Regions from separate parts of the Mus musculus genome. Here region 2 is linked to region 1. Evidence: chromatin loops called from intact Hi-C (ENCODE). Cell type or tissue: heart. All regions are shown on one strand. Region 1 holds the start of Oxr1 (oxidation resistance 1). Region 2 overlaps Oxr1 (oxidation resistance 1).

Evidence for each region. Hi-C counts contacts between places; a loop is a spot of excess contacts. Peaks named below come from ENCODE experiments on the same cell type or tissue, not always from the same donor. Only the 100,000 strongest peaks of a DNase experiment are listed, where the experiment ranks them.
Region 2: it touches region 1 in a loop (2.2-fold over the local background); 1 of 42 quality-filtered maps calls a loop at or near these places.

The regions. Positions count from the first base shown.
Region 1 is chr15:41,444,957-41,449,956 of GRCm38, reverse strand. It overlaps Oxr1 (oxidation resistance 1), which reads right to left and starts at 2,475. Exons shown (of 17, transcript NM_001130166.1): 1 at 2,368-2,475. In heart, a CTCF peak has its summit at 2,427; DNase peaks (open chromatin) are centred at 1,336, 2,686 and 3,286; H3K4me3 peaks cover 2,501 bases; H3K27ac peaks cover 1,529 bases; H3K27me3 peaks cover 441 bases.
Region 2 is chr15:41,815,988-41,820,987 of GRCm38, reverse strand. It overlaps Oxr1 (oxidation resistance 1), which reads right to left. Exons shown (of 17, transcript NM_001130166.1): 8 at 3,722-3,906; 9 at 410-1,149. Among named protein-coding and RNA genes, the nearest start is that of Abra, 51 kb to the left of the region's middle. In heart, a CTCF peak has its summit at 2,056 (motif pointing left); no DNase peak of the experiment used is centred here; H3K4me3 peaks cover 993 bases; H3K27ac peaks cover 939 bases.

The sequences.
Region 1 (5,000 bases):
GTAAAAAGGGCAGCTCCTGGCCACTAGATGAGTACTCTCTTTTTGTTATGTCACTCCATAGGTCAGGCAAGACTGTGAAAACTCAAAAAAAAAAAAAACAAAAACAAAAACAAAAACAAACAAACAAAAAAGGCAAGAAAGAAAGAAAAGAAGAAAAGAAAAGCAAAGGGAAAAAGCCCACATCCCACTCCTCAATGAAGTTCTGGCTTCTCTTCTTCTGAATACTGACACCCTACCACCACCACCACCACCAAGCACACATGAGCAAGCGCGTGTGTGCGCGCGCACACGCACACACACACACAAATGCACCCGCACGCACACACCCCTCAATTTGATGTGCTAAACATATCAGTCATGACACATAATCAGAGACCGATCCTCTGAAACAGCAGTCTGGGACCGCAAGTCGAACCCTCCTCCGTCCTTAGTGCACACAGATGGCCCCGGTTTCCAGCCCCTGCTTCAGCTTCATTTCCTACTCCAACAGTGCAGCTTTAAAAGCTGCCCACCAACAAACCATGCTCAGCTAGACAGAGCTTGAGAAGACGTGGTCGTGGTGACACCCACCTCTTCATTGCCATTTCTCAACCTGGAACCTGCAGATTCTTCTTGATTCATGTAGCTGGTGGGTAAAATCTCTGCTAGTCAAATGGACATTTTATTTTGCAACATAATTTCCGATGCTTATTGAACTAATCTGGTCTTTCCCTTCGTAAGTCATTGATTTGCATGCCTGGAACTGAGAGGAAGCCCCCCCACCCCCCTTCAAAACACAGGTAAGTAATGGTCACTGTTCCCAACCTACTCACTGCCTCTCCCAGTCCATTTGAAGCTACCTGCTTACGGAATCCACAGATGTTATGATCATCATGTCCTTTGAGAAGGCCCCATGATTCCAGAGCCCCTGTGACATCAGGGACTTCTCAGATTCCTTCCCTGAGTAGAAAGATGGGAACAACCCTGCCTGAGATGCATCCTCTAAGCACAGAAATCAGGGGAGACAAACAGCATCAGGTTTCAAATAAAAGGTAACCAGAGGGAGGCTATGGAAACCCATCACTGGGCCAGAAAGAATGTAACCAGCAAAAGGAGGCAGAAGACATACTGGAAGCGGAAGCACGTTTCCCTTAATCCTGTCCTGGACCACGTCCAGAGTCCTGATCTCCCAGTCGTGGAGACAGACTGCACAGCTCGGAGGACCCCTGGCCTGCACCACGCACCTGCAAAGCGCATGCATGTACACCCCCTGCTGCGTGTTGCACGCTGCAGACTTCTACCTTACTAACCAGCCCAAAACACAAATTCCCCCTCCCCATAGGAGACTAGGGATCCCCTTGGCCTAGAACACACACCACTCCCCCTCTGTGTAACGCACAAACCCAGCCCCACATTGCTTAAAAGGAACCCGGATACACAATCCGGTAAGCGAAAGCACTGGTGGCTCCCCTTAAGTGACTACCTTCCTCCCTGCTTCATCTCTGTCCAGGATCCTAGGAGCCTCCAAACCAGATAGGAGATGGAAGAGGAACCTCAGAGAAGTACCTCTAAACCTCTACCATGGGACTTGACTCACGGAAGCCTCCAACCCTATGCACAGGTTTGCAACTCCCCTTCCTCCCTATCCTAGGCATGAATCTACCCCACTCCCTGCTCACATTCCCCCATATCCCTCATCACCTTTCCAGCCCTCCCTTCCAGGCCACTTTCTAAACCCGCTGGTTCTCACAACGTGTTGCCTCACACACTCCCTCCGGAGGCTTGAATTAAATCTGCCTCTTTCCATCATATCTACCTAAGCTTGTTCTGATTCCCCGAATTAACCAAGTTCACCCGCCCATCAGGCGCCCACTGACCCTTCCACTGGCGTCCTTTACTCTCCTACAAATCCGCTTTTCACACGCCCCACTTTCCATCTATCTCCCCTTCTGTCATCCTGGTTCAGGACACACCGCCCTTCTATTTTGCTCTCTGACCCTCTGTCAGTCCTAGGGACACCACTTTCCCTTTTTGGCTGTTCCCAGGCAGGTCCCTGCTCTCCAAACCTTCCCTTCCCCATCGGGCACTAGCCGGCTCCTGGCCTGCCGGGTCCGCTCCCTCATCCGCGGTCCTTCTTCCTTCCAGAGTGACCCACACCTGAACCCTGAGCCAGTCCTACCCTCCGGGGTCTGCTCATTATAGCTTTTGCTAGAGCATCCTTGTAAGCAGGAGCTCTCTACCTGCCCAGCGGTTGGGAGAAGCGCGGGACTCCGGAGGCAGAAGGCTGCCCGCTCTCCGGGTGTCCAGGCGCTCTTCCCGCTCGCCATCCCCAGCTCCCCCAGCGCCTAGCCCTCGCCCCGGCGGCGCCCAGCAGCCGCACAAACTTACTTGCGGGTCGGCGGGAGGGGGCTGCGGCGAGCGGTGCGAGCCCCGTAGCGGCGAGTGCGCCCCTCTCGGTGGGGCCGGGCGGCGCTGGCACTGCGCTCCCGCGGCCGCGCGCGGACTGCGCTCAGCCTGACGCAGCCCAGCTCTGCCCCCACCGCCGTCGCCGCCGCCGGGGCCGCGGAGCGCTTGCAGACTTGCTCAGTTTCCGGACCTGCCCGCGTGGAAGCTACCAAGAGCCATCCGCGGCGGGGGAGGCGGCGCCGAGCTGCAGAGCGACGGCCACGAGCTGGAGGCGACCACGCCGGCGGCTCCGGGAAAAGGGGGGGCGAAGCCCTGCTAAAAATAGCTCCTGCGGAAGGAAGCTACCGGCTGCCAGCGCACCCCCTTTCCGCGCGTCCCCGCAGCGAACTCTCGGGCTCCGGGAGCTGGCGTCCTCCTGGACCCCTGCCCTGGGAAACCGTGCCCCAAGAACAGACACCTGCCAGGGTAGCCAGAGCAGAGTCCCAACTCCAGGCTGCGGGGTATGGCACCCCTTCCCGTCCCCGGTCCCCAGAGCTGCCCAGCAGCCCTAGCCTCAGGGCCTTAGACAGAGACATCGAGAAGATACTGGTCTGAAATTATGGGAAAGCTCCTCTGCTACTGACTTACCAAGAGGAAGAAAAAAGTTTTCAGGGTTATTCTGGTGGAATTGGAACGAGAAATCAAGGAAGGCGGGCAAAATACAAAGATCTGGCCAAAGGGTGAAGGTATGGGGCTGTGGGTTGAAAGGGGCTCTGGAAAGATCTCCTTAAATACAAGAGTAGGCTGGGCTTCTCCCCGACTTCTATTTCCGCAGGATTTTACATAATTAGTTGACACTCAGCCTGACCTTGGAGGCACTGTTCCTGTTGCCTGAACTGTAATTTACTTTCCCTGCCTGCTGCCTTCTACTTCCACCGCTCCCACCTTTCCAACTCTGCCTGGGAAATTATGAGAGAGGAGTAGGGGTAGGGGCCAAAGTACAACTAGGTAGACTGGACCTCGGCCCTTTCTTGAAGGAAGTCGGTCCCTTTGCCAAGATGAGACTGCATCAATCCGACCAGCAAATCAGCCCAAAGGCCTCTCAAAACCTGGTAGTGAGTGGGTTCTCACTATTAATCTCCAGGATACCCCACCTCAATTGCTGACAACTAGTGTTATCTCTTCTCTCCTTTGAAAGTGAAACGTCCATCAGTCTGTAAAACGAAAGCCAAGAGGAAAGGGGAGGAGGAAATATTTATACTGAAAAGGAAAAGAAATGAATTTGAGAAAAGCATAGTGATGTACATGCATTTCGTAATGAAACCCATTATTTTTTACCCTGAAAAAATCAATAAAGATTTCAATTATAAGAATGAGATGTTCACATATTTCCTGGGTCAAGTTATAGTTTTAGCTTTTTCTCTGGAAGTCACCAAATTAGATTCATCAGTTAAGAATTCATTGCTTTTATTTGACAGAAGAGGACGTTGAAGCCTGGAGACAACTGTTGCCTGAAATAATACCTAATTGAACCCAAAATCTGCCGGATGAGAAATTACCCAAGTTTAAATATAACCTATTATTTCCTGAAATCCATAGCTGTAGTTAGAGTAAGAAATCAGGAAACTAGGCGCAGTTTTCAGTGCAGCTAATGAATTTGGTAATCTTGTTTTCTCTACTTGTAAGAAGGAAATCCAGAGCCTAGATTTTGCGTTCTCTTGAAAGTGACTATTTTATCCCAGTTCATTTATGTCTTTTGAGGTTATGCATGGACTAGAACTGAGCTTCACCAAGAGCTCACAGTACATGCTCAATAAAAATGCATTCACTTGCCATTATTGAGACTTAGGAAAGCTTGGCTTGCCAACAGAAGGCACACGGTTGTACTTTTTAACAGCGCTATAACAGTGTATGTCTCTGCTCAAGACATACTCCTAAATCAGATCCTTCAATTTGCAATCACAGTCTAGTTTTATGTTTAACTTTCTTTCCTCTGAAGCTATCTCTTAAGCTTATCTATCCTTTCCTGTCCTAAGTAACATGGGATGAGAGATGAATGCTGTGCACACGGGTGCCATCACACTATTACTTCCTGCCAGTCACACTTGAGGTGGTGTGATCTTGACATTTCTTTGACACTGCACACACACTCTCTGTAGGGGGACATGCCTTCACTTTAAAGTCTGTTTCGGTTCCTACATAAAACCTATGGTTCAAAATGTACTGCGTTCAAGACTTTGAATGCCAAGTGAAAGCAACTCACTAGCATAGATACATTGAGAAAATTATACATTGGTTCACAGAGGTGGGACCTCCTGCCCGACACGGGACCATAGAGCAGTATTCCCCTGTTCTAAGCACTGTTTCCTGTGCTGGTGTTAATATTCCTTCCCTACGAGCAGAATGCACTCCCATCCATGCATCAGGGACAAAGTTGACAATCTTATTTTCTTTGTCAAAACAGATCAAGACTTACTCTCATGAGGCTTAAAATACAAACCCAATTGGCTGTCTAGACCCACACAGATGAATCTATCTTCCCTAGAGAAAGATTCTCAAAAGGAAAATATCTAGTAGCTGAAGGTACCCATGAAACTTACGAAACAGTGTGCATTGCCTTCCTGAAGAGTCTTGCC
Region 2 (5,000 bases), 370 kb before region 1:
ATTTTTACGTACGTAAAAGAACTGCAGAAGTAGATTTTTACTGTCGACAGTTCTTTTTACAAAAATTATGGAATTAAAACTTTGGTAACTATAAATTGAAATTCGGACATTAAATATGTAATGATATAATTGAAAAGAAAATGGAGCAATCACTGTATTATACAGTGTGGGTACAACATGTTCATAAGACAGACTTTATGGAAAGTGCTTTGCATTAGGAGTGCTTAAACATGGCAGAAAAGAAGTTCAGAGACCAGGCACTGCAGACATGTTCCCGGAATAAAGCCAGTCAAGAGTGGTTTGCTTCTCCTTCACACTGCCTTAAGTCAGCAGTCTCTGCTCAGAGAGAAAGCAGAAAGCAACATGCAATCAAACAGACTAACCAGCCTTGCATCTCCCTAGCACTTACCCTCTCCATGTGCGTCTGCTGCTGCGCTGCTGTGTTTACTTTCTCTCTGTGACACCTGCTGAATCGTGTCCCTTTGCTGCTTGGCTTGCTGCATAGAGTGAGTTTTCCAGAGTTTGCGCAGCTCCTCTACTTCTGTCTCTGAGTCCCGTTTTAGCTCCTGCCCTTGTTGATCCTTAAGAACAGCTGGTTTTTCTTTCAGTTCTACTGTTTCTCCAGAAGATACACTGTCTTCACCTGCCTCTTGCTGCAGTGAACTTTCCTGGTGGGAAGAATCCTGGTTATCCTGACCTTTTACTTCTGTGCTTTGTTCCTTTGGGCCTGAGACTTCTTGAAGGCTTTCTGTAGCTTTATCTCCTCCTTTAGTGGCTGTTTCCAGACCACTTAAGCCAGTTTCATGAGATAGAGCCCCAGGGTTAGAGCTAGTGCGGTCAGGAACGTTAGCAGCCTCTGACGTGGCTGTCAAGGACTGGACTTCCATCTGACTGACAGTCTGCACAGATTCTGACGAGGCATCAGATGACTTCTCCTGTCTCGGCTCCGAGGAGAGCAGCTCCTCGCGGATAGGAGAGAGTTCTGACTCTGTGAAAGCGTCTTCCGAGAGAGACTCCTCGGTGCTCCTGGGAGCAGTGCTGGCACTGTCGTTACCCTGGTCACGCGCTCTCGGGTCTGCGTCCTCAGCAGAGACTCCTGTCGCTTTCTTTGAATGGCAGGACCCCCTTCCTGACAACTGATCTAGTTCTCTGTTATTAAGGAAAATAAAAAAGTATTAGACATTAAAAACTGTATCAATTTACCTTCTACAAGCAAATAATAAAATAGTATCACAGAAGAGGCTTTTCAAAAACAGCAAAGTAGCGCTATCAACAGAATATACAAACACCATGCATTTCATATATACCACATCATTACATCGAGGTTTTTCATCAACTGTTTACCATCTGGGAAACATCAATGTAAGCGCTCCTCGTAAGAAAACTACCACAAAGTCTGATAACTTAAATTCCTGACGAAATTATAATACTGAAAGAAAATTTTCATTGGTAGGACAGGGACAATAGAAAATTTCAATTTATCATATACATATGCAGTACTTATTTATATACAAAGAGAGAGTAAAAAACATGAATAATGAGAACCAAGCTGAGGCAAAACATTTAAAGGAACTCTATAAGCTCAGAACAGTGCTAAGAGAATCTGTCCAGTTAACGAACTAAGATGTTAGATTATGAACGTTTTATGGTGAGGTCTCATATCCAACTTTCCTGGCATTGTTTTAGGTAAATACTAATGTTCCCAAGATATATGTTCTGGAAATAAGCATCATTTAAGAAGTCAGCAATTTGGAATGACGGTTCCTTGACGTCTCAGTGGCAAAGCACCAATGCCTTGCACGTATGGCTAGAGAACAAGTATGCCAGTCAGAACGGCAGTAAGTGAGCGACCTTCTGTGGATATTACGGCTAAGTCTCTTATGTAACTTTCTTATGGTTTTCAAGATTTTGTAACAATATATATATTTTTCCATAAGGCATATCTTTATTTTAAAGATTTAGTTTAAGTGCCTTCTGCCTTTGTACTGGATTCATCTTTTAAAAGAGGCAATCTAACTGGAGATACTAAGTTTGCAATGGTGCCATCTAATGGTGATTCACTTAAACTGCACCCACAGGGTCAAGGACCTGAGCGTGCTTTGGAGATGCCACACTCAAGAGACTAGCTGTTAGCAGGTTTAAAAACAGAAACAAAGATAAAAACTAACAGGCTATGATTTAAGTGAGTTTTTTAGCCTGAAATGTAATGTTTTGAAAGGTTAACATTAATGGTGCATTGTTCAACACAGTTTAGACAGTACCTTAGAAATCAATTCTCCAAGCATTAAAAAAGAGGGAAAACCATTAACATCTTTTACCTCACCTGTGCAAACAAACTATTACTTTGCAAAGCCACTCTATGTATTTATCTTGTTTGAAGTCAAATTCTGATGTCAATTAACATACAAGCCAAGACTTAGGGATATTTCCTTCCAGTGACATTGTTTAAAGTGTTTGAATCCAGGTCCCTGTCCTTCCAAGTAATATGCAGAATGATAAAATGGTCACTTGAAAAGCAAGGGACACCCCATCTTCCTTGCAGAGCAGTCCCAGACCATAGAGAACAGGATTTAACTCTGAAACACTGAGACGCAAGGTCAGGACAAGCTCTCCCTGACGCGCAGCAGTCCCTCTTCCCCCGTGGAGCTGGTTTTTCAGCCTGTGTCTCATCTCTACCTCTAAGCTCAATTAATTGTGGTTTGATGTTTTATTTTTTGTTCTCTTTCCTGAAATTGGCTTTTGTTGACAACTTAAAAATATATCCAGTAGTTTAGAATACTTATTTTCTAGGAATTATTTGTGTTTCTAGAGATCATTTTACCACGCCAAACCAGTAACTGTCATTACAGGCTAAATGGACCTTTCCCAAGAAGGGGTAACAGCTTACATACTATATATATATATATACTGAAAAAATACCTAGCTCCTTCTCCTTTGTAACTTTTTTCACCCCAAGGTCTAATTTTTAAACTGGCATAAGACTGTAAATTATCTGTTATCAGTGAAGGTGAAGCCATTTTTACATGGCTGTCAGCCTCATAGTGAGTGGGATGGAGTCTCTATTACACGCTAACCTCTTCCCTTCCTCTGTCTTTCCGGGCTGTGCCTAACCCGGCACTTTCATATCTAAGCTATTCTACTACAGCAGTTCCCACATTAGCACACTCTAAACCCTTCACTAGTGCAACCTGGAGGCTTCCTCTTCCCATGTGACACTTTCTTACCCAGAAGTCCTACAGTAAGTGTGAATGGAAAGCTGCTCTGATTACTTCCACACTGGGCCTTGGTCCGTGCCACACTCACAACTACACACGCTACTCTTTCGGTACGTTCATGGAACTTGACAGTTATTCTATTTGTTAATAATACAGAATAAGTTAAATTTTTTTGATTTTGTGTCTAAATAACAAAGGATTGATAAGCACTAAATTACAAAAGTACTATAGGCTACTTGTCAAATATCTGATTCTTTAACCAAGTAAATATAAGTGAAATTACTAACTAAATACCAGGCACACTAAAAATCAACTATCCAATAGTGCTTAGATTCTTGTTTTACTACTGACAAAATAAAAAGCAGCTATAATAAGACTAAGAAAATAAGAGTATTAGAGAAGGTTCAACTATATAAATATATATAAAAAAAATCCCAACCAACCAACAAAACAAAGAAAAAAAAAGAGTGAAGCCCAACTACCAGCCTGTACAGTGACATACGCACATGGGCAGTGATTCCTTTATTTTGCTATCCAAAATCTCTTTGTACATGGCAGCTGACATCACCTCTTCCATCGGACACATGATGCCGTATTCCTCACAACCGTTCTCTTGAACCAAGGGGTCTGTCTTGTGTGGATCAAACATTATGTTATTTGGTGTGACTAGCAGGACGCCACTGACTGTGCCCTAGGAGGAAACAGAAAGCACCATTCAATCTCCAAGGTTCCTAATTTCATAAAGATTCTAGGTACCTCGTTAAGTGCCTTTTCTGACTTCTGGCCATCTGCTTTCAGGCACTGTGGCACTTTCATGAAAACATGCTTTTCTACTAAACTATTTTTTTCCTCAGCAGAGACACAATTCAAAGAATATCATGTTCTGCCTAAAACAATCATGTGAGGGATGAAGTCTGACCTGACTATGAAGAGAACACACTGCAGGAGACCAAGCTTTACAGGAATCTGCCCCCACCTCCTGTGTTCTTCCCTCCATACAAGTACCAAATGCAGCTACATGGGCACTAATAACTCATTATCAGTGGTAAAGGAAGAATTCCATAGAAATACTGTTTGAAAAAAGTAACCAGTTTTACTTGAATTTGCGATTCATCAGTTATGGGACTTTCAGAATACAAAGTTTTAGGGCATATTTCTTCATCTGTAAAGTTGGTATATTAAATAAAATTCGTATTAGGCCATAACTATTTTTTCATTTGCCATTAAAGACCATGAATTGTAAATGAACTTATATAAATAGTGCTATAAACCTTAAGTGTCTACATTTTATCAATGAAGGTTTATAAACAGTTGACACAATTGGTAGGAATTATTATTTATTCTTTCATATGTAGCAAACTCTGCATGTACACTGTTGACTCATAATCCTAGCTCTGAAATAGGTACTATTTCTAAACTGTTCTGAAATATCCTATTCTTCAGATGTGAAAATAAAGACTGAGATAAGTGAGCAATTTGTCCAAAAGAAAACACCCGTCTGGATAGTCTGTCCCTCCACCATATTACTATTCACATCACAAAGGATCCTTACTCCAAACCAAGGGCGAAGCATCCCTTACTCTCACTTTTAAACTTTTGTTTCAAGATAGTCTATAAAAAGCCTGACAAATTTCTGAAAATCCAATGGTAATTTGAAGCCATCTTGCTTTTTCCTGAAGTGTCATTGAGAAAGCAAGTCAGACCGCACACTTGATTTGCTATCACACCATTCTTTCAAGTTCCCACGCAGGCACAGTCAACAAAGCGTGGTGTAAGTTATGGCAG